Linked DNA regions of Mus musculus: region 1 is linked to region 2. The links are chromatin loops, found by intact Hi-C in ENCODE. Cell type or tissue: heart. All regions are shown on one strand. Links, peaks and the distances in the headings refer to the core of each region. The heading gives the core; the rest is flanking DNA.

Region 1 (15,289 bases), core at 4,702-12,701, 130 kb before region 2:
TCAGGTTCTACTTTCTGGGAGCTGATGCAATGTGATCAGGCAGGTTCCAACCGCCTGCCTTCCCCTCCTGCGGCCGTATCTTCCCTTTCTCCTATACATTGTTTTTATCAGGGTATTTTATCACAGCAACAGAAATCAAACTACCACAGCTCAGTGACTAGAAACCCCTGAGGTCGTGGGCTCCGATACAGGCCTTATTAGATCTGGATTACAGATAGAATGCAGAGGGATGGCATGGAGACACGGACGGCATCCCTGAGCGTAGGAAACCTCCTGTAGAGACGCCTGATTAGGAAATCCTCAGGCTACAGTTCAGTTCAACATGGGTTATAAGGAAGGATGTCTTGATATAGTTTCTATGGCTATAACAAAACACCTGAGACCAGGGAATCGGCAAAGGAGAGAGGATATTTGGGTTGTGGTTCTGGAGGCTGTGAAGACCAATGCGGCACACACTCTGCGTCTGCTAGGGGCCTTCGTGCTGTGCCAGCATACGGCAGAGGACATGGAGACACAAGCAAACACACTTGTTTGGTCTCTCTTCCCCTTCTTAGAAATCCACTAATGCCATCATGGGGGCTCTGCCATCATGATGAACCCAAATTACCTCCAAAAAGCTCAAAGTATCAACAGAGGGGTCTGGGGTTGCCTTTCCAACACATGACGTTCAGGAAGATCCCCTCATGCTGCCGAAAACGGCCACGGCATTCCCGTGAGTATCTAGGAATATCGAGGTATTGCCACAGGAATAAATGAGTGTAGGCTCGGCTCCAGTTTCCTCCCTGGATAGTTTTGAGACACAGGAGGGTCCCAGGCCCCACGTGTCAGGCTCCCCTACGACCGCTGTTGCTAACTCAATCTCTGCACAGGTTGGGGTGGAAAGAGAAACAGATTCTTATTAAACACTCTAAGCTAGCATGCCAGGGTAACTGAAGGGCTAACAGGGAAAGTTGCAAATGCTAACATCCTTCAAATAGTAGCTTAGCTGTCAATCAAATGGTAACATTTACAAGCGCACAGCACAGAAAGTCTCCTGTGTCTTGTCAGCCACGCCTAGACTCCTAAAAGTCAGAACCACAAAAAACAGCTTTTCTCAGAGACAGAGGTTATAATACCAAAATGTCAAGTACTCACGTGTCTTTAACTGCTCCTGTTGGACCTAGGGGGGAAAGAAAAACATTTGTATTGGTGTGATAGTACTTGTAAAAACTATACCCAATACCTAAATGAATCGGAAATTCCTAGATGGAATATGCGTGTGTGTGTGTGTGTGTGTGTGTGTGTGTGTGTGCATGTGTGAATCTGTGCGTGCATGCACACTCTGAGTCTATTTCTCTTGAGTCTAGCCCCTTCCCCTTACCACCACAGACCAAACACAGGCCAGGGCTCTTCACAGATCTTCTGTGCCCTGCATTCACCTCTATCTGAAAGCCTGGGAGCGTGGCTCCTACCTTTATTAGCTAAGACATTATGCCATCCTATACCATGTGAAACCTCGTTTCCCCTCTGGAATCAAACAAGGGCAAAAAGACTGTCCTTCTCAAAGGAAATGAAAATGGTCACAGTGTTCCAGAGAAAGGAGGGAAGGCATGCTTACGAAGTGGGTGAGTAATTAAGGAGAAGACACCGAATGCCATGTGACTCGACCAGGCTGAACGCAAGTTCAGTTCCCTCCATAAAGTGTGCGAGTGCGTGCGTGCCTACATGCGTGCAGAAGGAGACAGGCAGGCAAGCAGGCAGGGAGTCAAGCAGGCAGAGACAGATACTTTGGAATTTAAAATCCTTTACACCACCCTAAAATTAAACATACAAAACACCTAAAATTAAATTATAAAAAAACAAACAAACAACCAGCGAGAGGATTTTTTGGTAGTACGAATAAATAATAAACAATCAGTGCCTCAAAGAAAGAGTAGTTTTCAGAGTTGAAACCAGCAGAGGATCTAGAAGAAAGACCAGAAAGAAATAATATTCTCCTTAGTTTCATTCACGGGAAGCCGGAGAGGGAGTGGATTCTTGTTCCTTGTGTGGTGGGGGAGGGGACATCCAGAGGTGGGAGAAACTTTGATTCGCAGAATCTCTAATACAGAAAACCCATCTTGAGGCCACAGTTGCTGAAGAGCACATGGCGCTATCACAGACTGCCGGGGGGGGGGGGGGACGGACGGACGGACGGACGGACAACGACACATCCCAGGGATGGCTCAGCACAGAACCGGAAGACAACTCCCTGTCTCCTGTCTCCTGTGGAGTCGTTTCTCCAGTGTTTGTCTAACAGTCACCGAATCATTATGTTCCAGTGTCTAGAGAATGGGGGCACCCTGCGCAGACAGAGCAGGCTTGGAAGGCAAAGCATAGTAGCCAAATTCTTTTTAAAACAAAAACAAACAAACAACAACAACCACCCAGCAGCATGCTGTGTAATCGGCACCCACTTCAATCAGCTATCAGGAAGTCTCAATCTGCTTCACCCTGATTGCACCAGGCTCTGGGTACCAGAAGAGCCTCTCCCTGCTGGGCTCACTGCCGGTGCCCAACCAAGCAGGCTCAGCGGGAATGGCTAGTGTCACCTTCCCAAAGTCTGCATCTCCTTATAGCTATGCCTTATTGGAAAATGGCGGGCACACCCGTGCGTGTGTGTGTGTGTGTGTGTGTGTGTGTGTGTGTGTGTGGTGCGTGTGTGTGTGTGTGTGTGTGTGTGTGTGTGTTTAGTAGCTGTGGCTGGGGTAAGGGGAAGGACCCAGCCACAGTTCACCCCAGGTGCCAGCAGGGTTGTAGAGCAATTGAACCTCATTTTCAGAAAGGAAAGGAATTGCCATTGAGAAACCAGATAACACGGTCAGCTAACAACTAGGGTGCAGAGACTATGACTCCTTCACACCTGCTTCTTTTCAGAGATGTTTTTTCCCTTAAGATAACTGTGTAATGTTTGGAAATCTGTGGCAAAAATATCAGAGTCCATAGGTACATAAATGTGAAATTTTAAACCACTATCCTGAAAAAGGATCAGATCATAAAACAATAAAAAAACATATATAAGTGTCTGACCTCCTGTAGCATTTTAACCATGTTTGTATAATTACAATAAATGGGATCAAGATTTCTAATCTAATTTATGTCAAAAATGCCTTGATCAGAATTATTCAAAGTGGCAAAAAATAAAATAAAAACCCCATTTGCTCTAAACTGTATAAACTTGGTTTATAATTTATTCAACTAAAACCTTCATTTTCTGACAGACTGCCTCTTCCCTGTTTAACAGGATTTGTGAGTTAATGCCATGGGCCTTAAAAGACACAAGAGACAGAGGGAGAGGCTGGAGAGAGGGCTTGGTGGTTAAGAGAGACCCTGTTCCCAGTCAGCATCCACATGATGGTACACAAACATCCTTAACTCTAGTTCCTGGAGAGTCCATACCTCCCTGTGACCTTAGAGGGCACCAGGTAAGCACGGTGCAAATACACACACACACTCACACAAACACATAAAATAAATACAATGATCTTTAAAATTATTTTTTAAAGAAATGGAGGGAAGGTCTGTCTTATATGGAAAAGAAATCGTAACCTACAGAAGAGGCCCGTTTCTTTCTGAAGGTAACTACCTTTAAGACTGAAACATGCTGTGAGCTGTGAGCTGTTGTCACAAGTTTACCAAAATAGTTTTCACCTTCTCCTTTACACTTTCATTACTGTATCCATGAGTTCTTGAAATCAAAAGTTTGCCACATAAAAATGCACTGCAAACTCAATCAAACCAAATTTATATATATATATATATATATATATATATATGATCTGCTATTGAAGTACCAATTTGCTTGATCTTAAAGCCATTGGGATTTCTTGTGTGGCAGCAAGCATACTTCTTATTAGATTGAGGGCCCAATCAGACCATCTAGTATCATCACCTTGCCAGGAAGTCCCTCACTTGGCTATCTATATGTCTGAAAAGGGGAACATTCACGTATCAGGGGATGGGGACAGCTTTTTAAGGAAGACCACTCAATATGACATCACCTTACTCCTGTCTTTCCTCACCTTAAAACGCACTTCCAGGGCCAACAAGGTGGCTCGGGGGTGGGATGGGGATGGGGGTAAGATGTCTGCAGCCAAGGCTGACGACCTGAGTTGAGTATCTAAGGACCCACATAGTTGAAAGATAGAACTGACACCAATGATCTGTATTCTGACCTCCGAAAGCATGCTAAGGCATACACATACATACACACACACACACACACACACACACACACACACACACACGGTGCTGTTCAAAAGTTTTTAAATTCTACTGGTTGAGGTTTCATGGCTTTGTGTTAGATCACTTGCCTGGCATAAACGAGGGCCTGGTTCAATTACCACCACCACTAAATTAATTAGTTGATTAATTGCTTCACTTTTAAAAAGAAACTCATGATGCCTAAGTTAGGGTTTTACTGCTGTGAACAGGCACCGTGACCAAGGCAACTCTTATAAGGACAACAATTAACTGGGGCTAGCTTATAGGTTCAGAGGTTCAGTCCATTATCATCAAGGAAGGAGCATGGCAGCATCCAGGCAGGCATGGTGCAGGAGGACCTTACAGTTCTACACTTTGATCTAACTGCAGCCAGGAGAAACTGAGTCTTCCTCACTGGGTGGAGCTTCAAAGCCCACACCCACAGTGACACACTTTCTCCAACAAGGCCACACCTCCTAAAAGTACCACGCCCTGTGGGTCAAGTATATTCAAACAGCCACACACAGTAAAATTCATATTTGGGAAGAATACATTCTCCCTGACATGTCTCACATTTCTAAGAACACAAACAAACCCACCAAGCCAATTAGATGCAAGACACCACCTTATCCCGGTAGCTTCCATGCTTAGAAGGAAGCATCCCATAGGCAGATGCTCCTCCATACAGAGTGAGTATGAAGAATGAGTCAGGCTGCCCAGAACGTTCTTAGAATTGTTCAAATTCACACACTGGTTAATGTGAGAGGTTGCATACATGAGCCAAGAGAATTCCCTCCCATTCGGTGGAGCACTAGGTAGCAAAAGCAGAACATATGCATGCCAGGCAGGAGTGCTACCACTGAACACCACAGATAAGAGGTCTACCCCAGAGCCACACCCAATCCAAGATGTCTACCTTGAGCCACGCCTAGCTCAAGTGGTCTATCTCCCAGCCCCAACCAGTCCAAGAGGTTTACCTCTGAGCCACACCCAGCCCAAGAGGTCTACCTCTGAGCCACACCCAGCCCAAGATGTCTACCACTGAGTCATGCCCCGCCCAAGAGGTCTACCTTTCAGCCACACCCAATGTAAGATGTCTACCACTGAGCCACACCCAGCCCAAGAGGTCTACCTCTCAGCCACATCCAGCTCCTTTTCCCATCTAAAAAAAAAAAAAAAATAGCATGCATTTTCATATTAGAAAAAAAAAAAAAACTAGTGCATCTTACAAGGCACTCTCCTTCAAGTATAAGCAATCAGAAAGCTAAATAACTTTGGTGCTTATGGGAAACAATAAAGACAGGCAGAATGTCTCACTGTTTTTCAAAAGACAAATCCTGCTGAGAGCTGTGTAAACATGCAGAGAAAAACAAGCAATCCTCCTTCATTTTAACACTTCACACTGGTTCCTCTGACCAGTCTTGGTACTAAACCTAATCATAGTCTCAATTTGGTCAAAAGAAGGAAAACAACCACTCATTAGTTCAAATGACGGCTTGGAGTTCGGGTTTCTTTTTCCCCCAGAAAGAACAATACAGATTCATAAGCTGTATTTCTTCCAATAACACAGAAAAATTTCAGGTCAATGTGTCCCAGAAATAGGCAGTCATGTCGATGAGTTTAATGCTCTCACAGAAAAACTCCTTGACTCTAGGTTCTTCTTAAACACTTTAACTTTAGAGGTTAAAAAAAGAAAGAGAAAAAGAAAAAGGAAAAGAAAAACAAACGAAGTCTATGGGGCTTGGGGGCCTGGGGAGGGGGTTCTGTTGGCAAGAACGTTCTCTGCAGACCCATGTGGGCCCTAGTTCCAATCCACAGCAAAACATGAAAGCTGGGCATGATCACACACACAACTACAACCCCTGCATTGGGGGAGGGGGGGAGACAGGCGGCAGCTTGCTGCACAGCCAGTCTAACTCAGACAACAAGGCTTCAGATTCAGCCAGAGGCTGACTAGAATAAGGTAGAGAATAATGAAGTGGGATACTTGGTGTCTTCCTCTGCCTCCAGACACACACACCACCCACATACCATACATATGTATGTAGATAGATAGATAGATACATACATACATACACATGCATACCACACACACACAAATACACATACGTACACACATACCACACATCACACACACACATACATACCACACACACAAATATACATAGATACACACATACCACATATCACACACACACATACATACCACACACCACACACACACATACACACATACCACATATCACACACACACATACATACCACACAAACACACACCACACACACATACGCCCCCCCCCACACACACACCAAAGGCAGCCAGATAATGGTAAAACAATACCATTCAGCTACTGTAACGTAATCTCATCCATGACCGTCCATGGAAAGTCCCTCACAGTGGAACTGACTCGGCAGGACCACCCTCAGGAGCCTCTCATGTGGTCACAGTGTCAGCTCCGAGGACAGAGAACGAATAACAGGAATGAGGGAAAAATCATGTTCTTGCCTATCTGAGACAACGGAGGTAACCAGTCCCTCTCCATTCCCCGAATGCGACCCCCATCCCTCCTAGCTGACTCTCACAGTGGGCGACCACCCTCCTTGCTGCTACCCAGTCCAAACAGCTTTCTCACCTGCCCATCTCCCTCCTCCTCCATCCCTCTTGTTCCTCTCCTTCTCCATCCCCCCTGCATCCTCCCTCAGCCAGTCTCCAGGACTGACTTCAGGACCTCTGTGCCCTGGCCTTGGCCCAAGGCACTCTTGGCACTTGAAAAGCTCCACTCCAACATCTTGACCCTTCTTGTAAGTGCACACTTTCTGTGGCTCATGCCTTTCCCTGTGGGACACTAGCACTGTGAAGGCTCTCAGCACTTCCAGTGGGTAAGGCACTCTTTCCAACAGGGTAGACACATTAACTGCTTTACTCTTGCAAAGATCCGGTTGTTATTTCCCCAAGGTTAGAGGCGAGGAAACGATATCACAGACAGGTTAAGCAGGCTGACCAAGGTCACAACAGACAGATGGGAAAGCAGGGCTCCTTTGGGCTCCAAACCCCACACTCTCAGTGCTGAGGTGCCTCTCCTTCCCCTCACGGCCCCAGACCCAGCCCTCCTACTTCTGTCCCATCTCAGAATACAAGGGAGCCAGCCAAGCCAGGCTTCTCACTACCTATAATACATGCCCAAAGGCCACATCTGTCTTCAGGACACTATAGGACGCTAGAGATGCCCTCCAGCTAAAGGTGGGACTTTAAACCCTTGTCCAGCGTTCATGAAGCCCTGGGTTTGATTTCTGGACCCCCTACACCCTAAAAAAGTCAAGAGACAAAAACCACTCTTCCATATCCTATTTATTCACGTTTTACAGAATCTTCAAACCCAGTCAGATCCCACTTCTTGCAGAGCAGGCTTTCCTAATTGTTCACAGTTGCAGTTCATTTTCCCAATTACTTCTTCAGGGCACGTGTGCTCACACAATTTAAAACTTCATTTTCCTTCTTATTTGTTTCTCAAACATATTCACTCAAATAAATTTTTAGAAAGCTAAAAAAAATCCCATTAAAAGTTTTGAGATTGAGGGTCTGGGCTTTACAAGCACAAGAACCTGGATTTGGATCCCCAGGACCCAAGTGAAAGCCAGACACCGCAGGCCATGCCTGTAACCCCAGGATTTGCCAAGGAGCAGAGCCAAGAGGGTCACAGAAGCCAGTTTAGTTCAAATCTGAGCCCCGAGTTCATTAACAGGCTGTCATAAAAAGTAAGGTGGCAATCAACAGAGTCGAAGAACCCCAACATCTGGCCACCATACCTGTACACACACATTCACACTCACACACACACTCATGCACGCACACTTACACATTCAAACACTCACACATTCGTGCATGCACTCTTGCACACACACCTGATTGACGGATTGATCCATTGATTGAAATATAACGTTTAAGTTTGGAAACTGGTCTAGAGGCCCAGGATATTGCTATGAATAAAATATAAGGGGGTCTCAGAAGAATGTTCCATGGGGGGAAGGAAACACAAGATAAAAATGACAAAAGAGGCTGGGTGTAGTGGCCCAAGCCTTTAATTCCAGCACTTGGGAGGCAGAGGCAGGCAGATCTCTATGAGTTCAAGGCCAGCCTGGTCTACAAATTGAGTCCAGGACAGCCAGGGATCTGTTACACAGAGAAACCCTGTCGAAAGAAAGAAAGAAAGAAAGAAAGAAAGAAAGAAAGAAAGAAAGAAAGAAAGAAAGAAAGAAAGAGGGAGGGAGGGAGGGAGGGAGGGAGGGAGGGAGGGAGGGAGGGAGGGGGAGGGAGGGAGGGAGGGAGGGAGGGAGGGAAGAAAAAGAAAAGAAAAGAAAAGAGAAAGGAAGGAAGGAAGACAAGACAAGACAGCAATGTGCTTCAGAGAGAAAGCAGCGCTCTCTGCTTACAAGAGCAGAAGGAAGGTTCTAGGCCTTTCTAACCCTAGGGCAGGAGGAGAGAACAAGGCAAGCTGTCCTCGACCACTTTGATGACAGCATCAACGTCTCCTATCATTCCCTCCAGGCATGGGTTAATGCTAAGCACCTCGGCCTCACCTCCACACCATCAAGCCATCTGCAGACACCAGGAAAGGCTGGACCTTCGTGGTTACAGTAAAGGGAATACAATTACTCAGCTCATTGAGGACAAAGCGATGACTAATCTAGATAATTGGACCCCGAAGCATTACATTAGCTCCCCAGGTACACTGATAAATAAGGCGATTGCTAAGCTCCTCCCCTCCTGACCACTGTTACATAAAAATCAGAAGCATCATAACAATAAACTGCCCATAAAAACAAGGCCAGATGGTTGCCCACGAGCTATCTCTGGTAAGAAATACAACTGACTTATGCAAATGTCACATGCCAAATGCTTCTAAAGAAACTGCCCAGGAGGTAAACCTTTATTTCACAGTGAAACGGGATATTGAAGATATCTAGGAATGCTGGGACTTTTTTTTCATGTATGTGTGTGTGTGTGTGTGCACATGTATGCGTGTGTGTATGCATGCTCATATATGCATGAATACACAGGCATGTGGAAGACCATGGTCAAGTTTTCTCCTCACTATCTCTCTCCACCTTGTTCACTGAGGAGAGCCAGCTTGCCTGTAATCCCACCATTGGCCAGCAGGGGGTGAGGGAGTACTCTATGCAAAGACAGAAGGCTCACTGGGGTTTCCTGGCCAAAATAGTGAGCCCAGGTTCAGTGAAAAGCTTTGACTTAAAAAAATAAAGTGGAGAAGGAGAAAACCAACACAGGTGGCTGACACGCTCACCCAGGCGGCCGCCACGCCCACCCAGCACTTACGTGGGTTCCCGTTCACACATCCACCTGCAAGCCCTCTAACAATAGAGCCATCTCCCCAGGTTCCTGGTGGAGCTTTAAAGAAAATTTCTGACTTACATTAAAAAAGGGATTTTCTGGCTTCCATTCCAAAGACTCGCTTAATAGTATATACTTATATGAACTGTGTATGTGAGCAGACACTCTCCTGTGACTGCAGGCATATGTGTGCACGTGGAGGTCAGAGGTCGACCTCAGGTGGGTGTTCCTCAGGAGCCATCCCTCTCTAGTCACAGGATCTCTATGGCCTGGGACTGGCCAAGTATGGAAAGCTGGAGGGGCCAACAAGCCCTAGAGATCCTACTGTCTCCTCCTTTCCCCCAACCCCATGCTGGGATTTTGTATGTTTCTATTCTTTTTTTATTTGTTTGTTTGTTTCTTTTTCCATAACTTATTTTTTTATTCACATCACATCCCAACCACAGCCTCCCTCGTTCCTCTCCTCCCAGTTCCCTACCCTTACAAATCTCCCCCCTCCCCCTTTACTCCTCTCCTTCTCCTCAGAGAAGGTACCACCCCATCCTGGAGCATCAAATCCCAGCAGAACTAAGCTCATCCTCTCCCATTGGGGCCCAACAAGGCAGTCCAGCTAGGGGAAGGGGATCCAATGGCAGGGAACAGAGTCAGAGACAGTGCCCCCTCCACTTGTTAGGAGACTCACATGAAGACCAGGCTGCACATCTGCTAGAAATATGGAGGGGCGGGGCTAGGTCCAGCCCCTGCATGCTCATTGGTTGATGGTTCCGTCTCTGTGCGCCCCCATGGGTTTACTGTGTGGGTTTTCCTGTGGTGCTAGCTCCCCTCCCTCTAGCTCAGTTCTATCCCCTACTCTTCCACAGGACTCTCCGGGCTCTGCCTGGTGTTTGACTGTGTGTGGGTCTCTGCATCTGTGTCCATCCGCTACTGGATGTAATGTGTAAAAGCCCCTTAGCTTTCTTGACGGAGTTTCTGAGGTCCACACTCAGGTCTCAGAGGCTGCAAGGCAAGCACTCGACCAACTGACTCACTTCCCCAGCTTTCCCTCTGTGCGATCTGTGTTCCTTTCCTTTCGTAATTTATTATTTATTCATTTATTTGGAGACAAGATCTCACTATATAATCCTGGGCTGGCCTAGAACTTGTTATATAGCCCAGGCTAGCCTCAATATCACAGAGATCTACCTGCCCCTGACCCGGCGCCCCCGCCTCCTGAGTGCTGGGATTAAAGGAATGTGCCACTCTGCATGGCCCTCCCCATGGTTTTTAAAAGGACTGAGTGATCCCTTGGACTTCAGTCTTTGCCTCCTGAGGAAAGAGCTGGAAGACTAACACACAGTATGAGTTCCTGGCTGCTTGGACAAGGGCCCCCCGCCAAGGCTCCCTGTATGGGAATAACTATCCAAACAGAGCACTCTGCACAGCCATTTCTCAGGAGAAATGCTAAAAAACACCACAAAACAGAAACCACAAACAGCCGTCCCTCCATAGCTCTCAGTTGCGAAAGATCAAAACTCCTATGGGGAGAAAGTGCTCCTGTGGAAATAGTAAAATGAGCTGTTCCTGAGAGCAACGGGGAACATTCTGGAATTCAGCACATGGGAGACAAGGCAAGAGGATCAAGCATTCCCGAAACTAAATAAATAAGAATTGGAAGAAAGCTCTGTGGTGCCGTGGTACAGTGCTTGCCTAACACGAGCAAAGTCCTGAGTTGGGCAGCCAACACCAGAAGGAAAAAAGAAAGAAAGAATAAGACCCTTAAAATGGGGAGTTTTTCCAAACTCAAAGGGGTCTCACAACACCATCAGCATCAACAACTCAACTCCCCTTCCAGGAAGCCTTCTCTGATGAGCCCTGTCGCTCGGCTGCTCTTGGTGCATTCTACCATCCACTGCTCTCCTGTCCCATGCGACTGTTCTCACAGACGAAGCCTTCCACATCTAGCTCCTCAACAGCCAGAAAACTGGACTCCAATCTCCAATCATCTCTTGCTGGCAGCTCCTCCCTTGTCCTGTAGTCTCTGGGACAGCGCTCTGCACAGCGGTAGGCCATGGGTAAGCTTGAAGTCAAGGACACAGGGAATCTGAAGAGTGACAGGGTCTCCATGGCCGTGAGACCACATTCCCCAGCTTCTCCACTGATGTGGCATACAGACTCACATGTTCTCAGCCCCTATGCAGCATGTCTATCTGTCATACTAGCCAAGTTCCCTAGGCTACAGCCAAGAAAGTCAGTGGTCCAGATAGCTGGGAGAAAAGAGAAATAAGTGTCTGGATTTGCCTGGATATGTGGGGAACAAAATGAGCTTCACTGGAAGCTAGCCCTGTCTACATAGCAAGTTCTAAGTCAGCCAGGATACATGAAGAGACTGTCACAAAGATAGATAGATAGATAGATAGACAGACAGACAGACAGACAGACAGACAGACAGACAGACAGACATGGTTTCAGACCTCTTGAGACAAAAGCATATTTGTCGTTTTCGTATAGAAAAACATTTCCAGAAGCCACCTTTTTTTCAACGTACTAATAACTTCTTACTGCAAATACGGTAATCTCATTTTACAGAGTGTTTCGATCCATTATCTGGAGTTTCACATAGGCCCTAGGAAACAGGGTACATCCAATTATACCACCACAATATAGATAAAGGAACCAGAGCTCAGAAAAGCATAGCCAAATGCCCCCCCACAGCAACACAGCCAGCAACAGTTATCAAAGCCTGAGCTTCCAGTCCAAGGTCACTCTCCTTCATCTCCATTTGCCTTTTTAATTACATTCTTTTTCTTCAGTATGGCTACTGAAAAGTATGAAATATTGAAAGCAGGATTCCTGGGACATTTTAAAAACTACACTCAGTTCATACCTAGAGGTCCAGGACAGCCTCATCCATTCACGGGATCTCCCAGGCTCGGGACAGGTCTGCAGCCCGGCCCTTACTGACTGTGATAGCAAAGCCACGGTTTGCAGCTGGAGCAACCATCCCTGTGTTGGGGTATCCCTCTCTGCTCTTCCACGTCTCATCTTGATGTGTTCCCTTTCAGAAACCGAAATTCCTACCACCAGCTGACAGACAGAAAATAACAATGACCAAATGCCGAAGGCAGCCAGCTGGACACACAGGCTGGGGACTGTTTGAGAAGAACTTCTCAAAGCCAAGGGCAGAGCCTGGTTAGCGATGATGTCGCCAACACGCCCCCTCACAGCGTCCTCTCCTTCCGGTCTACGGGATGTACCACTCCCTGCCCTGCTCTCTCTGAACATAAAGTAATTTTTAGCAAAGAGCAAGCCAGAGAACAGCGTGCTCTAGCATGCCTGTCCTTCACAAACAAAAGCAGATCATTAAGGACGGGCACTCGGAGGGATCCTTTCCGATGGAGCTGCACTTCCCTTTACCCAGGGAGAGAGCTACTCAAAAGGGGAAAAGTCAACCTAATGCTTGCAAAGAGAATCTTTTTTTTTTCTTGATCCCAAGAAATAGGATTTTTATTTTCCCCTTAAGAGACAGTCTGACTATTCTGGAACTCCCCATATAGACCAGGCTGGCCATGAACTTGGGAGTGAGCCTCCTACCCTGTCCCTGACTGTAGGATTACCAAGATTAGCAGCAGAAAGATTGGAGGATTTGAGGTTTGTTTGTTTGTTTTTGTTTGTTTGTGGCAGATAGTTGTTTTGTTGTTGTTGTTGTTATTTTATTTGTTTACTTGATTTTGAGATGGCTTGAACTCACTATGAAGTGAGGGACTAGTGTGGATGGCCTTGAACTTCTGACCCTCCTGACTGGAGTGTTGAGATTTGGTCTGTTGCTATGTATAATAATGCTAAATTCCTGTATCCCAAGGCCTAGTTGCCTCAGGAAGAGTGAATTCTCACAGGTAACAGCTTTTGTTGTGTAAACCTTGCTCCTTAACTTATTGGTTGAATAAAGATGGCTACAGCTTGTAGTTGGGCAGAAGGGAGGTAGGTGGGGCTTTGGTTCCTGGGCTTGGGGTCAAAGTCAGAGACTGTGGTGAGGAGAGGGGAGGAAGAAGAAAGAAGGTACCAATGGCCGTGGGGTAGGTAGATAGTGAGCACATGGCCATGAGGGCGGCCTGCTGGGGTAGGACCGGCCCAGGAGGAACTTAGCGACAGGGAAGCAGACAAACCAGCATAGAGGACTGATATCTGCCCAGCTCTAGTGCTTTAAGGCTTATTATAAATACAAAGGTTTTGTGTCTTTCATTTTGGAAGCAGATGATTTAATGTGGGGTAGAAACCCTTTTAAAATATTTACCAAGACATTATAGACCGGCACTACCATGCCCACTTTATTGGGTTTGGAAGATAGAGTCTATAGGGTTTGTGTGTGTTAGGCAGGTACCACCTAAAGCTACATCTCCAGCCTAAAATCCAATGTCTCCACTCCTTGGCCACCCCACCACTGAAATGTAATTTGTACATTAACGTTTCTGTTATCATCGTTCCAATTTTCACTTAACAACAATACTTCTCCCTCTAGCCCCAAATCTGACAAGCAGTCTGTTAATAAAATGTCGCTGTGCAGGGCTGAACTAACAGCTCAGCAGTTAGGAGCATTTGCTGCTCTTGCTGATCACCCAAGTCTGGTTCCCAGCACCTACACAGTGGCTCACAATGGCTTGGAACCCAAGTTCCGGAGGATATGCTGCCCTCTTGTGGTCTTCTCGGGCACCTACATGCACATAGCGTACAGCTGCACATTCATAGGAATAAAAATAGATTCTTAAAGAATGTAAATGCGCCAAACTTTCTTCATTTCTAAATCTTTTCTGGGTCCTCCTTTCAGTTTTTGTTTTTGTTTTTTAACATTCTCAACTCTTTTTTTTTTCTTTCAGCCAAGCACGCGTGCGATAGGTTACACTGAGCCTCAGAACGGACATTTGACGCTTTGACACTTTTCCTGATTTCCTTGTTGCAATGAAACGGGGCCACACCCCAGCTTAAATCCCGCCCCTGCTCTCATTTGCATAGGATACTAACTAAGCTGAGTCACTGCTATAGGAATCTAAAAGATTTGCTTCCCAGTGGCTGTCTGCAGATACCAAAGACAGACCTAAATTCAAAACAACGAAGGTCACCTGGAATGGATATACTTTCCCTGGGCCTAGACTCCCAGATGTTTTAGTTAGATCCCTTGAGACACACTTAATCCAAAAGTATCACATTGACTGTGCCCCACACCCCAAAAAAAAGATAGACCAAATCTGGCCAATATTTGAATAGATTTCCACAATGGTTCCCATCCTGTAAATGTTTAAACAAGTTCAGCCAGGCTTGGTACTGCAGGCCTTTTGTCCTAGGTCATAAAGAGACGGATCTAGGAGAGTAGCAAGTTTAAGGCCAGCCAGAGCAGCACAGTGAGATCAGGGCATGCCTGGACAACTTAGTGAGACCCTATCTCAAAGTAAAGAACGATACCAGGAATACAGCCCGATGGTCAAAGGTCTGCGCAGCACGTGCAATGATCAGACCCTGAGTTCAAACCTGAGTGCTTCAATCAATCACAAAAATAACTGCCAAGCCTTAAGGACTTGGCTATGGGAGGTGACATCCCTAAGGTTTCAAAACTCAATAGCTGGACACCCACATCCGCTCCGCAAACACTGCAGTATTTGACTACCGTTTGCGCTTGCTGGTTAGAGTGGGCTGTGATACCTGACTGGACTCAGCTAGAGAAGGTAGGGAACCCTATCCAAAAAGACG
Region 2 (15,289 bases), core at 3,952-11,951:
AACAGCCAGCATTCCTGAAACAGAGGAACTGATTGCACCTGGGACACCCATTCAGTTTGATATTGTACTTCCGGCAACAGAATTCCTTGACCAGAACAGGGGTGGCAGGTAATACCTGAGGTGGCAGGCTTGGGAAAATGAGCGGCAGTTTGTCTATGTCTTTACCACCACCAGACTGCTACTGGGGTACCCTGGGATGCCAGGAGCTCAGGTGCTAAGCATCTTGCCAGCTGCAGCTGTCAGGACTGCTGACCTCTGGCTGACCTCTGGCTGACCTCTGGCTGTCCCCTAGGCGCACCAACCCTTTCGGTGAGACGGAGGATGGCTCATTCCCTGAAGCAGAAGGTAAGTGCCCAGGCTCACGGCTCTTTGGCCTGTACAAATGAAGAGGGTCCCGAACGTGAGAAGTCCTGTCCTAAAGCTCCAGCATGTTCTGTGAAAACTTGGACAAAAAAGGAAGGCCATTTTAGCTTTAGCCATACCATGCCCTTTTTGAAGCTCCTGCCCAGAGGCACTATCAAATCTAATTTGTTATTAGATTTCTATAGAGCAGGTTTTTCAGAGGAAAAAATGATCATATTTAAAGTGGAATCATGGTAGCTGAAGTGACAGAAGACATCTATAATCCCATCATTAAGGAGGCAGAGACAGAAGGGTCACTGAATTCAATGAAGCAGATGTTGAGATCCAAGCCAGGACAATTTCAGTAATTTGAAGCATTTGCAAGATCTCTAATATGGCTTCTTGAAGGGAATCTCACATTGTTTCTAGGATGCAAGTCTTTCTAATGACTCCCCTCGAGTTTAATAATACTTGAGAATTTACAGGAGCCAAGAGTCCTTCTCAGGGGTGGTTTCTCAGGGCTCGTGTGCTGCTCATAGAGAGGGCCCAGGGTTGCTTTCGGTTCCCATTGCCCACATGGCAGCTCACAACCAGCACCAGAGGGCCCCACGCCCTTTTCCAGCCTTTACATGTACCAGGCACGCAAGGTGCACATAAACTTAAAAATTTACTTTAAATCTACTTGAACATTGCTAGAGAAAAGACTCAGCAGTTAAGAGCATCTAGTGTTCTTGCAGGGGACCGACCGCAAGCTGGGTTTGCTTACCAGTACCTGTATAGCTGCTTATAACTGCCTTAGCTCCAGTTCAGATCTGACACGGTTTGGCTTCCACAGGCACACATAGCACATGCATATACATATACAAACACATACACATGTGAGAAAAACCTTATACACATAAACAAAAATAACCCTTTAAAAGGGATTTGGCTAAACTAGGTTTTGTTTTACTGACAGACTCTGCTTTAGAAATGACTGCACAGCACCATGTACCTCAATGACTTGGCACAGTCCACACACAAGTATTTTAGATTCAGCTGGGTGTGATGGGCCATGCCTAGCTGAAGTCATAGAAAACATCTATAATCCCATCATTTGGGAGGCTGAGACAGAAGGGTCACTGAATTCAAGACCTAATTCTATGAAGCAGACTTTGAAATCCAAGCCAGGACAATTTCAGTAATTTGAAGCACTTGCAAGATAATCCCAGAACTGTAAAGACTGAGACAGGAGTCACTGTGTTCAAGACCAACCTAGTCTATGTGGCAGGATCTTGCCTCAAATAAAACTATTTATGTAAAACTAACTCCAGACCTGGGCATGGTGGCACTCACCTTTAATCCCAACACTCAGGAGGCAGAGGCAGGCAGATCTCTGAGTTCAAAGCCAAGTCCAGGCTAGCCAGGGCCACACAGAGAAACCGGTCTTGAAAGAAAAAAATTTAAAAAAGACCACGTGTAGCATGTTTTTAGCACGTTAGTTTTGTAAACAAGGATGGGGTCTTCTAATCATCTTTCAGTTGTTGCTCAGTACTGTTAGACTATGCCCCCACTGACCCTGGCCTATGGCAAATGCCTGTAGTACCAGCTATTGGGGGTAAGCAAGGGGAGAGTGAGTAGGTATGGAGATGGCTCAGTGGTTAAGTGGACTGGTGGTTCTTGCAAAAGACCTGGGCTCTGTACCCACATGGTGCTGACAATAAGCCGGAATTTCAGTCCCAGGAGAACAGATACTCTGTTCTGGCCTCCAAGGGTACTGCATGCATGTGGTACACTGACATACACGGAGGCAAAACACCATCAGGAAGGGAGGGAGGGAGGGAGGGGGGGGAGGGAGGGAGGGAGGGAGGGGGGGGAGGGAGGGAGGGAGGGAGGGAGGGAGGGAGGGAGGGAAGGAAGGAAGGAAGGAAGGAAGGAAGGAAGGAAGGAAGGAAGGAAGGAAGGAAGGAAGGAAAGAAAGAAAGTTAGCTTTAAGAAAATGTCCTGGGCTGGTGAGATGGCTCAGTGGGTAAGAGCACCTGACTGCTCTTCCAAAGGTCCAGAGTTCAAATCCCAGCAACCACATGGTGGCTCACAACCATCCATAACAAGATCTGACTCCATCTTCTGGTGTGTCTGAAGACAGCTACAGTGTACTTACATAAAATAATAAATAAATCTTTAAAAAAAAAAAAAAAAAGAAAATGTCCTGGTAAATCAATCAGTCAATAACAAATAAGGAAAAAATAGCTTTAAAAAAAAGCCCTGAGCTTAGGACTTGCTTGGGCTACAGCGTAAGTCCAAGGCCAGCCTGTGCAACTTCTGAGAGCTGGGGATGTAGCCCAGGAGTAGGACACTTGCTAATGGAGCACAAAGCCTTGGCTCCACTCTGAACACTTAGGGGCAGGGTGTCCCAAAGACACATTAAACACAAATTGGTAATCTTTCCATTCATTTATAGGATGTAACTTTGGCTCTGTGGTAATAAAAATGTGTATGGATCAAATGTGGCCCAGTATTACATCTTATTTCTCATAACTATTCAATGGCCCACAAATTTCTGAGAGGCAGTGGGAAAGGCTCACTGAGACTGAGTGACAGGATGTTCATCTGTCACCACTCAGCATTTTGTAGCTGGAAAAACAAGGGTGAGTCTGTTGAAGCTCCACAGACAAATACAGACAGTAAGGGGTCAGAGCTTTTGTAACACTGGGCTTGTTGAAAGCCAGCCCAAGTCTTCACCTATACCTGTGTTCATGCGATGCTGAGTGCAGCGTGTTCTCTTGCAGACTCTCTTCTGCAGCAGATGTTCATCGTTCGGTTTTTGGGATCAATGGCAGTTAAGACAGACAGCACGGCTGAAGTGATTTATGAGGCAATGAGACAAGTACTGGCTGCTCGAGCTATTCACAACATCTTCCGCATGACCGAATCCCATCTCATGGTCACCAGTCAAACTCTGAGGTACATTCAGTTCACTTCAGACTCATTCCTCCCTGGGTAAAGAATGCTTACCCATCTGGAATGTTAAAATCCTTTCTGCATTTTGATATATAGAATAAAAGGTACATTCTGACCCAGAGCTGGGTTGGGTGTGGTAATGCATGTATGCAATCCCAGCACATGGAAGATGGGGTCGAGAGGACTGAAGCCAGCAGGAACCTGTCTTCAGATCCCTGTTATCAGTGAATATAGATTAGTCCTGACTGAAATGCTTGGGCCAGCACTCTTCCTGACTTTGTTTTTTCTCTTTTCAAGTAATTTTACATGCATGTATACATACATACATACATACATACATACATACACACAAAATGAGATATCTTGAAGATGGGACCCAATTTTACACATAAAATCTGTTTCATTTGTACCTTATACATACACAGTTACTCTACAAATTATTTTTAATAATTTTTCACCAGAAACAAAGTTTCATGGTATGGAATTTTCACTGTGGTTTCATTATCTATATATTTCTAACCTAAGTTTCCAGATTAGCAATGTCCAAACCTGGACTGTCCCCAGTGATGCCACAGCTATGCAGTCATCTTGTCATCTCAGAATATAGTTTTTAGAAAACAGCAACAGAGAACACGAATCTATGAAGCCATGCAGCATCCATGTGCAGCTAGGCAGGAGCCTGGGAGGGCGGTCAGGCTCTAGGCACAGGCTGTTACAGGCCATTCTGCAGCCACACAATACATGCTGCCTGCTTAGTTGGGCAGACATGTTTTATCTGGTGTCATGGTATTTCTAACAATACCAATCAGGTCAGTTTCACGCGTGTCGTGGTTGCTTGAGTTAGAGGTGTAGCACGGGTTTAGATGCTATGCCTAGGCTCATTCCTGGTGTGGCATCTCTTCAGTCCTCACTGCACGGTACTCTTCCTGCACTGAAGTAGCACACTGACAGTACTTAATGTGTGCCAACTGGAGAAAAGGCAGCCAGGACTTAGCTTCATTCTTCAGTATTTGTGTGTGTACACATTCTTCAGGAGGCCAGAAGATGACTCTGGTGAGTGAATCCCAGGGAACACACTCATCAGGCAGCCTACTTCATTATTGCCAACCTACTTCATTATTTAAATCTCTTTAAAAAAAAAAAACTTGTTAGGGATCTTATTCCTGAGAATTAAGATTGACAAATAAAACCCTGACTTTAAAAAGCTTCTGTACAAATTGACACATGCTTTAAATCTAAAACTATCTCTGCATATCTGCTTATTGTAGACATTTTTTACAAACTGTATTTTGCTTTCACCTGTGAAATTTGCATCAATCCCTCAAAAAGTATGACACCATATGTCAATTAATTTTAACGCCAGAAGGACATAATAGAAATGTATCTGTTTACAGTAGCAGCAAGTCACACAGTAATGCAGTGCCAAGAAACACCGGCATTAGCAGACACAACCTAAAACATGTTTTAAAAGGCATTAAAGATTTATTCATTATTTTGGTGTGTTATGTGCCCTCTGGGCACAGGTGGAGGCCAGAGACAGACATTGGGTGTCTGCTCCTGTCCCTCGACACCTTGGTCCTTAAGTCTCACTGAGCTGGCACCTTGCTCCACTCACGGCTAGGGCAGGTGCATGCAGCCACACACGGCTGTTAATGTCTATGCTGGGTGTCTCACACAGCGGGTGCTCGGACCCACTGAGCCATCCTTCTCCCACAATGGCCTTTAGCGTCACAGCCAGCCGTGTAGAGTGGTCAGGCTGCCGAGTAAAATTCCAGGAATTTTACAGAAAATTCCAAGTAAAATTCCAGGAATGAAGTGTCCACGCATTGGTCTTCCTTCCTGATTTTCTTGTTTTTTGGAAGTTGTATCTTAGGTATTCTAGGTTTCTGGGCTAATATCCACTTATCAGTAAGTGCCTATCAAGTGACTTCTTTTGTGATTGGGTGACCTCACTCAGGATGATATCCTCCAGATACATCCATTTGCCCAAGAATTTCATAAATTCATTGTTTTTAATAGCTGAGTAGTACTCCATTGTGTAAATGTACCACATTTTCTGTATCCATTCCTCTGTTGAGGGGCACCTGGGTTCTTTCCAGCTTCTGGCTATTATAAATAAGACTGCTATGAACATTGTGAAGCATGTGTCCTTCTTACCAGTTGGGGCATCTTCTGGATATATGCCCAGGAGAGGTATTGCTGGATCCTCCGGTAGTACTATGTCCAATTTTCTGAGGAACCGCCAGACTGATTTCCAGAGTGGTTGTACAAGCTTGCAATTCCACCAGCAATGGAGGAGTGTTCCTCTTTCTCCACATCCTCGCCAGCATCTGCTGTTACCTGAATTTTTGATCCTAGCCATTCTGACTGGTGTGAGGTGGAATCTCAGGGTTGTTTTGATTTGCATTTCCCTGATGATTAAGGATGTTGAACATTTTTTCAGGTGCTTCTCAGCCATTCGGTATTCCTCAGTGAGAATTCTTTGTTGGGACTGTCTTATCTTTCCCTCAAGCAGGCCTTACTCTTCGTACATGGGATATTTGTGGGATTTAACTCCTATGAACAACATGTGTATGGTAATGAGTCTCTTACAATTTCAGGTTGATAGATCCTCAGACTCAAGTGTCAAGGGCCTGTGTAAGTACCTGTTACATCTTAACGTTCATAATCACACCTCAGTTCTCCTCTGCCCCTGGAGACCGTCCTAGGCACAAGATAACTTTCCAAGTCCCATGACTATCCCATCCCCATATAGTACATCCTCAGCTTTGCCATAGAAAACAATGTTGTTGGTTTTTAAATTCCAGTTATGTAATTATTCATTCTGTCTCGTCCTGTCTTTCCCCTAAACTCTCTTCAAAAAGTTTGAGCTTACCAGTGTCACACAGTTTGCTGCTCATCAAGAAAACAAAAGACTGGTTGGCTTTGTCATCCGGGTGCCGGAGTCCACAGGAGAAGAGTCTCTGAGCACATACATTTTTGAAAGCAACTCAGAAGGAGAAAAGGTATTTGCCTGTACCTCAGTAAGGCTATTCTCCAAGGGCCTGGGGTTTTCACTGTCCATCCGAATACCTGGCTAATTGTTTATGCCTCCATCCAGACATTCAGACAATAATACCTTCTAAGAAGGCCTCACTGAAAGGGAACAACCCTAATAACTAGATAGAATTGTTTCGTATCATGAAATGTTAAAAAGCATTCTAATTTGTTCTTTTAAGGCCGTGGTTCTCAACCTTCCTAATGATTGCTATGGTGACTTTCAACCATGAAAGTACTTTCATTGCTACTTCCTAACTATCATTTTGCTGTTATGAACTGTAATGTAAATATCTGTTTCTGATGGTCTTAGGTGACCCCCTGTGAAAGGGTTATTAGTTAAGCTCCAAAGAGGTTGTGACCCACAGGTTGAGAACCAGTTTTAAAGAAATTAAAGCAAAGTAGAAAGAGAAATAGAAAAACAGTCTCAGAGGAAGCCAAGGAAAGAGCATCAAAAGTGTTCCTTTGTATGACAAGCACTGCCCTCAGCTGGTCCTTCAGATTCATCAAAACCAGCCCTGTCATTAAGTATTTGTTCATATATCACAGTGTATATGAACATGTGGGGGAAAGCGTCCCGCTAAGAACTGCAAACAGCAGGTTACTTGGGTCTTCCACTCCCTGGGATATTTCTGTTGTCATAACAGCGCCACTGAACGAGGCTCCTGCAGCAGACCCCGTCTTCCAGTCTAGGTGTGAGCAGACAGAGGGCTCACTGTGCTCCTTGGAACATACTGTTTTCTACAATTGTTTACCTCTTCCTATCTTGGCTAAACACTATTTTCTTGTCTTTCAGATATGCTATGCTATTAATTTGGGGAAAGAAATTATTGAGGTTCAAAAGGTAAGATGCATTTTAGGGCTGTTTCAGTAACCAAGACATTTGTAGACACAGTAATATTCAGAAAAAAAAAGCACCCTAAAACAAAAACAACCCTCCCAGCCCCACCCCCACCTCCCACCCCGTGCTATGGCCTGTGCTCTGGCTCAGGTGACTGTCTGGTAACGCCTTTCCTCTTAACAGCACTGTTGCAGCATCACTTTACTAATTCTCTCGCTTGTGTTCAAACTGGCTAGGGTTCTTCTCTTTCAAACTACGACACAATACTTACTTCATCTGCACTAGCACCCAGTCCCTAGAGGCTGGTGACAGGCAACAGCCCTGTCAACCACCAACCAGGCGCTTACTAGATATGAGCAGAGATGGAGACCTCTATGCTACTCAACAGTTTGCAGTCTTCCATTCACCTAAAAAGCCGTTAGGTGATTGATGTAAGCCTGGACAGCGGGAAGTGCTGCCGAGTAGACAGACAGCAGGCAAGGGTCTAGGTGAGAAGTGTGCACGCCTGCTTGTAGCAGTCTGCTGTGCAAGAACCACCGTGAGCAGGGCGAGGGCAGTAGAGTGCGCTCCTGCACAGCTTCTGCCTACTCCAAGTGGCTTTAACGATATACAAGGCAAGTTTTGTGAAGCTTTGTGTTGCCATGTGGACTCTGGAGGAGGCACGCATTGCCCAGAGGAAAGCCCCTGGGAATCTAGATGTAATCCTCGAGTCTTCAGATGACAGCACAGACTAGAGTTAGAAGGAATGGGACTACAGCTCACAGCACTGAAAGCCAAGCCAGAGGTTCAAGTGCATCTTAAGCTTTTTCTTTCTCCCCTCTCTCTTAAACTCTCTTAACTTCAGGATCCAGAAGCACTGGCTCGATTAATGCTGTCTGTACCACTAACCAATGATGGAAAGTATGTACTGTTAAACGATCAAGCAGATGACACTGGCGGAAGTCCAAGTGAAAACAGAGGCGCAGAATCTGAAGCATAACTCATTTGGGCATCGGGGGTCAGAGCACGTGGGAAGGAGAGCCACTCCTTAAGCAGTTTTCAACTTCTCTGCCGTACAGGCACAGTGACCTGAATTTAGAACACCGACAATCACGTGCGGAGTGTACCCTTGGATGCCCTGGCACAGAAACTTGGGAGGGAGACAATAAGAAATGGGTGAGAGCGTGCCTACACTCTACAAATGCTATTTTAGGTGCTTTGTGGTAAGTCTTTGCTTCAGACTGTTGGGTACCCAGAACGAGAGCTATAAAAATGCATTGTTCACTTTATTTGGATAGCAGCGCTTCAGTTCCTAGGATCCTTTTATAAATGGTAAAACCCTGGATTTACAATTTGTTAAATACTAAATAGTTCCTATTAATATGATCTATTTTTGTATTTTACTTAGTTTTAAGTGCCTGTCATTCTGAAGATTATATATTTATAACCCAATGGTCTCATGCCTGGACCTCATGGCACTGCTATGCAATTTGGTCTCAAACAGACAGCAAAGCCTTTACAACAGAACCTTTCTGAACCAGCTTTCATTCAAAAGCTTCAGGTCCTCTTAGATGCTTTCTCTGGCTACTCACTGTGAGCAAGGGACAGTTCTACTAGTTCCTGTTTCTTCTGAGCCAGACCTTCCTCAAAGGGACCAATTAATTTAAAACTCACTTGAAGCTCAGCTGGCTGTGGGGCTGTCTTTGAAGTTCTGGTTTCTACCTTGATGTTTCTGGTTCGTGGGGTCCTGGACCAATCTCCAACCCCTAATTATGAAGTAAAGGTCTTGAAATCATGCAGCATAAATTAATTGTAACCATCTTCAACAACCTGTCTTTGTAATAATTTAGCAATAAAAACTGTTTCATCTCAAACTGCTTATTGTGGTTAGTTTATAGACCACCCTTAGAAGGAAACTAAAGTCTTGGTATGTGGACCAGATTGGCCTTGCAGTCTTGCTTCTGAGTGCTAGAGGTACAGCTGTCATCAGGCCTGAGTATCAGTGACAGTGACATAGCTACATTTTCAACACTCAGCTGAAGGATGAGTCCAAGGCCAGCCTGGGCTAAACAACAAAATCTTGTCTTGAAAAACATAGGAGCTGGAAAGCTGGCTCTGTGGGTAACATGCTTGCTGTGTAAGTCAAAGGACCTTAGATGAGCTTGCTAGCCATCCAGTCTCAGTCCAGTTATCAACAACTGAGGAAGACACCCAACATCAACCTCTGGAAGCCAAGGCGCCCACACACTTACTCATGCATATGTCACAAAACAAGACACAAAAAATCCTTTACCACCCCAAACTAAGAGAACCACATAAGATCTGTTAGAAGGACCCACCCCTTTGATATATGCATTTAAACTTCTTGTTTACAGCTTTTCAGTGAGGGGTCAAATAGACAAAACTCAGTGATAACTCAGTTGAGAAGTAAAACACCAGAGCGGGGCTGTGGCTCAGAGACATGACCAAGTCCCCGAGTTCAATTCCTAGCACCATCCACAGCAATACCCACTACAGCACTACACGGACCGGTTAAAATAAAACAAGCCATGCAAGCCCTGAGGTAACCCTAAAAAGACTGTACTAAAACATCCAACGACAACCATGACAGAATGAAAACATAAACGGAGCAAAGACACAACCAAGGGCAGGACCAAGCACCTAAATATGGAGAAGACCGTTAAGATATAGAGTCATGAGAGTTACTGGGCTTGGAAACAAACATGCCCAGTCTCAACCAAGAAGGGAAAGCTGCACACACACAGTAGACGGCAGGCATAAAGCAGTGCATCTTACCCACGGGATCAGCTCCACGTGCGCTGTCCCAGCACCCGCCCCAAGACATGAATGAAAATGACGTCACTGTACCAGACAGAAGAAAACACTGGAGTGCATGTAACCAGTTATGAGAGAAGGAAAGCTTAGTTTCCTGCAGCCGTGAATCAACATGGAAGAACTTCAGAATACTCCATTTTTAAAGGCATAAAATCAGAATAGATCATTTCTATTAACTGAATTTTATTACTGGAGAAAACAACTGTTAGAAGCAGGAACTGATTGCCACCAGATCCCACAGGAGGTGGAGCAGCCTTAGGGACTTCTAAGGACTGAGTCTCACCCTACCTGTGGCTTCTCAAGTATTTCGCATATCATCTAAGCCAGAAGCAGTGGGTGGCTTGGTTCTTTGTCTCAACTTCATGGTAATGCATGAAAAGCATTGAAAGATTACCATACCATGTGCCCAACTGAAAGATGAGAAAGACCTTATGAGAAGCCAGCTAGCTGCCAATTTCCATTCCCAGTATGGGCTAGCCTTCACCTTCTGACTGCCTTCTTAAGGTTAGCTTTTATGCAGATTCTACAAGGATTAAATACTTTTAAATAATTCCTACACAAATAGTGTTCATAGGTGTTCTAATCCTTCCTCCCAACACACAAACACCTTAATGGTAAAGGGAATAGTACTACACTGTCAACAACTAGCTGAGCCACTACCAGAGATTAGTAACAACCACACTCATACACCCAATGTATTTCTACCAATGGAAAGAGAGGTAACAACCTAAACATTACACTAGTTAATATTAACAGCCGTTTACACACAGGAACTAAACCTCTGTAAGTACTGAGTAGTGTTTCTTCCTTTTTTGAGATACAGTCTCACCATCTAGCCCAGACTGACCTCAAACTCAAGATTCCCCCTAGCTTTTCTCCTTAACACTAGAATATAGAATATGGTATATGTCACCATGCCTAGCTCTAAAGTACTACCTCTTTATATAGAGAATGCTTTATAAAAAAAAAAAAACAAAAAACATAGTCCTTAGAAGCCTTTGATCTAAATACTACTATATCGTTCCAACTTCTACTGGTGCACATGGAGCCCAGACAGGGTCAGGAACCTGCTTCTAGGCAAGCTGACATTTGAATCCATTTTGCTCCAAAGTCTACACTTTTAACCACTTACCATGTGATATCTACATAACCTCAGACACAAAGTAATTTCCAAATGTTTGAAGGTATTCAGATATCAGAGGTAAGTAATTTTTAATGCTTACCTTTTGTCCAAATTTTCCAAGGATTAAATACATTAATAATGCTTTTTATATAGGCCATGCTTATAAATGTTTTAATGCCCTTCACCTTAATAGCATTACTAAAAATATTTTACTACATACAGATCTATAAATATGTTTATATAGTTCTTAAACATGTGCAAAATTATGAAATATTTGTATGACCTGGAAGATAAATCTCACCTGTATTCTTGGGTATACTTTCACTGATGGGAACTGGAAATTCCCAAGAGGCAAAGTGGTAAAAAAACCCACTGCACTAAAACAGGGTGAATCCATTGACTTACCTTTTTTATATGTAACTACATGTTTACTTATGAGCTGAACTCTAACTCTGCTATCATCATCTACGTAGGGCCATGACTTTGCTTCATGTCTACAGATTTCTTCTTGTTCTAGCATTCTTTCATTTGAAATTTTTAAAATTCTATTAAACTGTTCCTAATGTTGAAAGGCCTTGGTTTCAAAACAAAAACATTCAGCAAAAAAAAAAAAAAAAAAAAAAGGACTACACTCTGAAATGTCTGTCACAAATGCTGTAAAGAGAATTACTCCACCCCGCAGCCCAGTGTGAGGAACACTCGTAGCAGTAAGCCCACACCTCCATTTTATCAGTGTAATGCTAAGTAAGCTGCATGTGGTGGTGCATAACTGTAACCCCAGCATGTGAGAGGCCAAAAAGCAACTCTTAAGTTTCAGGCCAGCCTGAGCTACAGTAAGACTCGCTCTAAGGGAAAAATAAAAACCTTATTTATTACAATTTCAAAACAGGTCCTATTTGTAAACAGGAACAATGGCTAATTATAACATGTCACAGAAACCCAGGCTCCCTTTCCAGGAGTAGGAAAGGAAGTAACTTCATGCTGGGTTTTAAGAGTAGCGACCTGTGAATGATCAAGAAAAGTCTTTATCTGTGATACATAAGCATTCAATCCCAATTCATGCTTGTTTTTGTCTAGGTGCATATGTTTATATCCTTTTTGTTTGTGTGTTTGGTTTTCGTTTCTTCGTTTTTTGAGACAGGGCTTTTCTGTGTCACAGCCCTGGCTGTCCTGGAACTCACTTTGTAGACCAGGCTGGCCTTGAACTCTCAGAGATGCTCTCAGACCTTTGCCTCCCTAGTGCTGAGATTAAAGCATACACCACCCACCTGGTGATATATTTAATTCTTTAAAAGAGATCACACATAATGTATGGAAGGGAACCTAAGAGATTAACAAGTACTACAGGGTCAAGGAGCAGACAACTATCTAGTTCAATCCGCAGTTCCACACACCAGCAAAAGCACATTGAAAACCCACTGGCTGACAACATTCAATTCTGACCTTAAGCATCCAATGGAAGGACAGTTTTGAAATTATATTTATTAATGCTTTATTATACGTATTGTATTCTATTTGAGCCAAGGGAAAGGAGAACCCCACTCAAGTGAGATAACAAACTTGCTGTCTTTTACAAAATTTAATCAGAACTGACAATGTTATGGTTAGTTCTTAATTCCTGAGAATTTGAACATCATTAAGTTTTCTGTGAATTTACAACAAAACACTCATGTTAATATTTAAATTACAATATTTCTGAAAAAATATTGTTAGCAAAAGAAAACCATCATCCAACGTATACAGTAACCCAGGTGTGAACATACTGAAGCCCTGTTGCTCAGCAGTTTAATACCATTTAAATATTTCTCTCATCAGAGACTTTATTTCAAATACATGAACTTATTATAATTTATCCAGACTACAGTGACATTATTTTTTTTTTTTTTAAAGATTTATTTATTTATTATATGTAAGTACACTGTAGCTGTCTTCAGACACTCCAGAAGAGGGCGTCAGATCTTGTTACAGATGGTTGTGAGCCACCATGTGGTTGCTGGGATTTGAACTCTGGACCTTCGGAAGAGCAGTCGGGTGCTCTTACCCACTGAGCCATCTCACCAGCCCCAGTGACATTATTTTTAACTAAAGTTAAAACAGTTACCTGTCACTTCCCATTTTAAGTGTCCAAGGAATATGTGAACTCTCATGTTCAGGAATAATTAAAGAACATTTTTAAGAAAAAGACAGAAATATTGGTACTATAAAATGGTGACTAATTTGATATAATCAAATCCAGTATCATTAATATAAACATTTATAATAATGAAAATATAAATTATTAATTATGCAGCATGCTTTAGGGCCATCTCTACAGTTAGTATCAATTACAAACATTAAATGCCTTTAATCCATTCTTTGTTCATAATTCTATAAGCCATGTTTATATAATAAAAACCATTTCCAATCTATTCTGTTTCTTCTGACTTAACAGTCAAAGTATTTAGCTTGGGCTGAGACAGTTGCCCTGACCGCAACCACTGAGTCTAGGTTGGGCACTGTATCTCCACTCCAAAAGCGGGAACCAAGGAAGAATGTCAGAATTCTAAGTGTTAGGATTACATGCAAGATGTATCCAAAGAAATGGTTAAGCAGGTAAATGCAATAAAAAACAAGCAATTCCCAAAAAAGGTCTGTATTATATTTAAAGTTCTAAACCTTCCTTTCCATCCCAAAGGCATCATTTTAGTATACGTTCAAAAAAGGCCATGATTAATCCATTTAACTATCAGCTAGCATACCTTTACAAAAATAAAGCTAGTAGCTTGTTGGGAACTAAATTTGCTCAAAGTCTTTCATTCTTTTAAAATCAGTAAGTGACTTAACTAGTTTCATTCTCACAGTGGTATATTTCTGAACACCTGTCATAGTGCAGTTATTATTTAATCTTATATCTTAGATTATACTTGATTTAAAGTAAAATTCTGTCTAAACTGCCACCAAGATTTCAATTTAAAGTAATGAAGAAACCTGAGTTTGGCTGTAGATAGTTCATTCTTTTCTTCCCTAGTATCACAGAGTGCCTTCAAACCTAGTGAAATGTCAAGTGGGTCCCGTCTATGGCTTAATCTGAGTTTTCTTTGAGTATTAAATCTTAAATTTAAAGCAATTGTTGGAGGATAAATGTTCCCAAAGCAATGTAAACTATTATAAAATGTCTCACCAAAGACATCAGCAGCTCATGTGAGTCACGTGGAATCCAACAACACAGGAAGGATCACCAGCTGGCCACGCTGTGCACAGGCAGTAACAGTCTGCTCATGTCTAGCATCCTCACACAGTCTCTGATACAGATGCTTCATGACTTTCAGGCTCAACTCTTTTTAACTGCGTTATTTACTGGCTGTGTACCGCATATGCACTGACTTTCCCATGACTTGAGATCAACATGAATCAAAGACACAGACAAATTACAAACACACACAGAGTACAGGGAAGGGAGGCGATGGGTTAGGGATCTGGACTTGCCCTTCGCCAGCTTCATGGCAGTTTCACAGGGGCGCCTTCAGCCTACACTCCAAAGATCCAGTCTTACCGTTTGCTTCTCGGCCCTTGAAAGCTGGAGCATCAGAAATAAAGTGGACTTGACTCCAGAGCCAGAGCAGTCCGTACAGTCTCCTTAGGTGTGACCTGGGAAATGACAACTTATCAAGCACGCCATAGCATCCATGTCTCTGGAAAAGCATCATGATACGTCTGACGACTGCACACCATCATTTCACCACGGGATCTGCAGACACAGTGCTCTCGGGTCCATCTCCATTGCTTGTTTTAGTTTCTTCTGAAAGCACAAGTACAAACATCAATAGAAAAATTATGTCAACTTTAAGATAATAAATATGAGAAAAGCTATAGTACTAAATGTCAGTTAAAAAGTTGTATCTATAAAACGTTTTCCTAACATCACAAATTATACTAGTTAGTTTACTTTTAAGTATGTAGAGAAATCTTCCATCCATCTTGATCACACAGGAAATCACCTTTGTGATGTATTGCCATTACTGATGGAAATGCAGCTAGAATGTGAGAGTCTGAATAGCCCAGGTGAGTGCCTAGCCAGCAGTACTGAGTACTTATTTTACTTCCTTTGTGTGTGTGGTATAGGTGTACATGTACACATGTATGTGAATGCATGCACACACTCACATCTGGAAGAAGCCAGATAACAAACACTGGCTGTGTACCCCTATCATTCT

Evidence for each region. A loop is a pair of places that touch in the nucleus more often than their neighbours do. Peaks named below come from ENCODE experiments on the same cell type or tissue, not always from the same donor. Only the 100,000 strongest peaks of a DNase experiment are listed, where the experiment ranks them.
Region 1: it touches region 2 in a loop (5-fold over the local background); 3 of 42 quality-filtered maps call a loop at or near these places.

Annotation. Positions count from the first base shown.
Region 1 is chr10:83,723,779-83,739,067 of GRCm38, reverse strand. 1500009L16Rik (RIKEN cDNA 1500009L16 gene) reads right to left here. Exons shown (of 6, transcript NM_001145198.1): 2 at 1,135-1,159. Among named protein-coding and RNA genes, the nearest start is that of 1500009L16Rik, 8.6 kb to the right of the region's middle. In heart, for the core only: a CTCF peak has its summit at 9,372 (motif pointing right); DNase peaks (open chromatin) are centred at 9,377, 10,337 and 12,667; H3K27ac peaks cover 306 bases.
Region 2 is chr10:83,593,756-83,609,044 of GRCm38, reverse strand. Appl2 (adaptor protein, phosphotyrosine interaction, PH domain and leucine zipper containing 2) reads left to right here. Exons shown (of 21, transcript NM_145220.2): 15 at 1-108; 16 at 293-345; 17 at 3,111-3,285; 18 at 5,883-5,919; 19 at 6,147-6,287; 20 at 7,115-7,162; 21 at 8,004-9,012. The coding sequence ends at 8,138. It overlaps Washc4 (WASH complex subunit 4), which reads right to left. Exons shown (of 33, transcript NM_001033375.2): 33 at 12,572-14,874. The coding sequence ends at 14,807. Among named protein-coding and RNA genes, the nearest start is that of Appl2, 47 kb to the left of the region's middle. In heart, for the core only: no CTCF peak of the experiment used is centred there; a DNase peak (open chromatin) is centred at 8,094.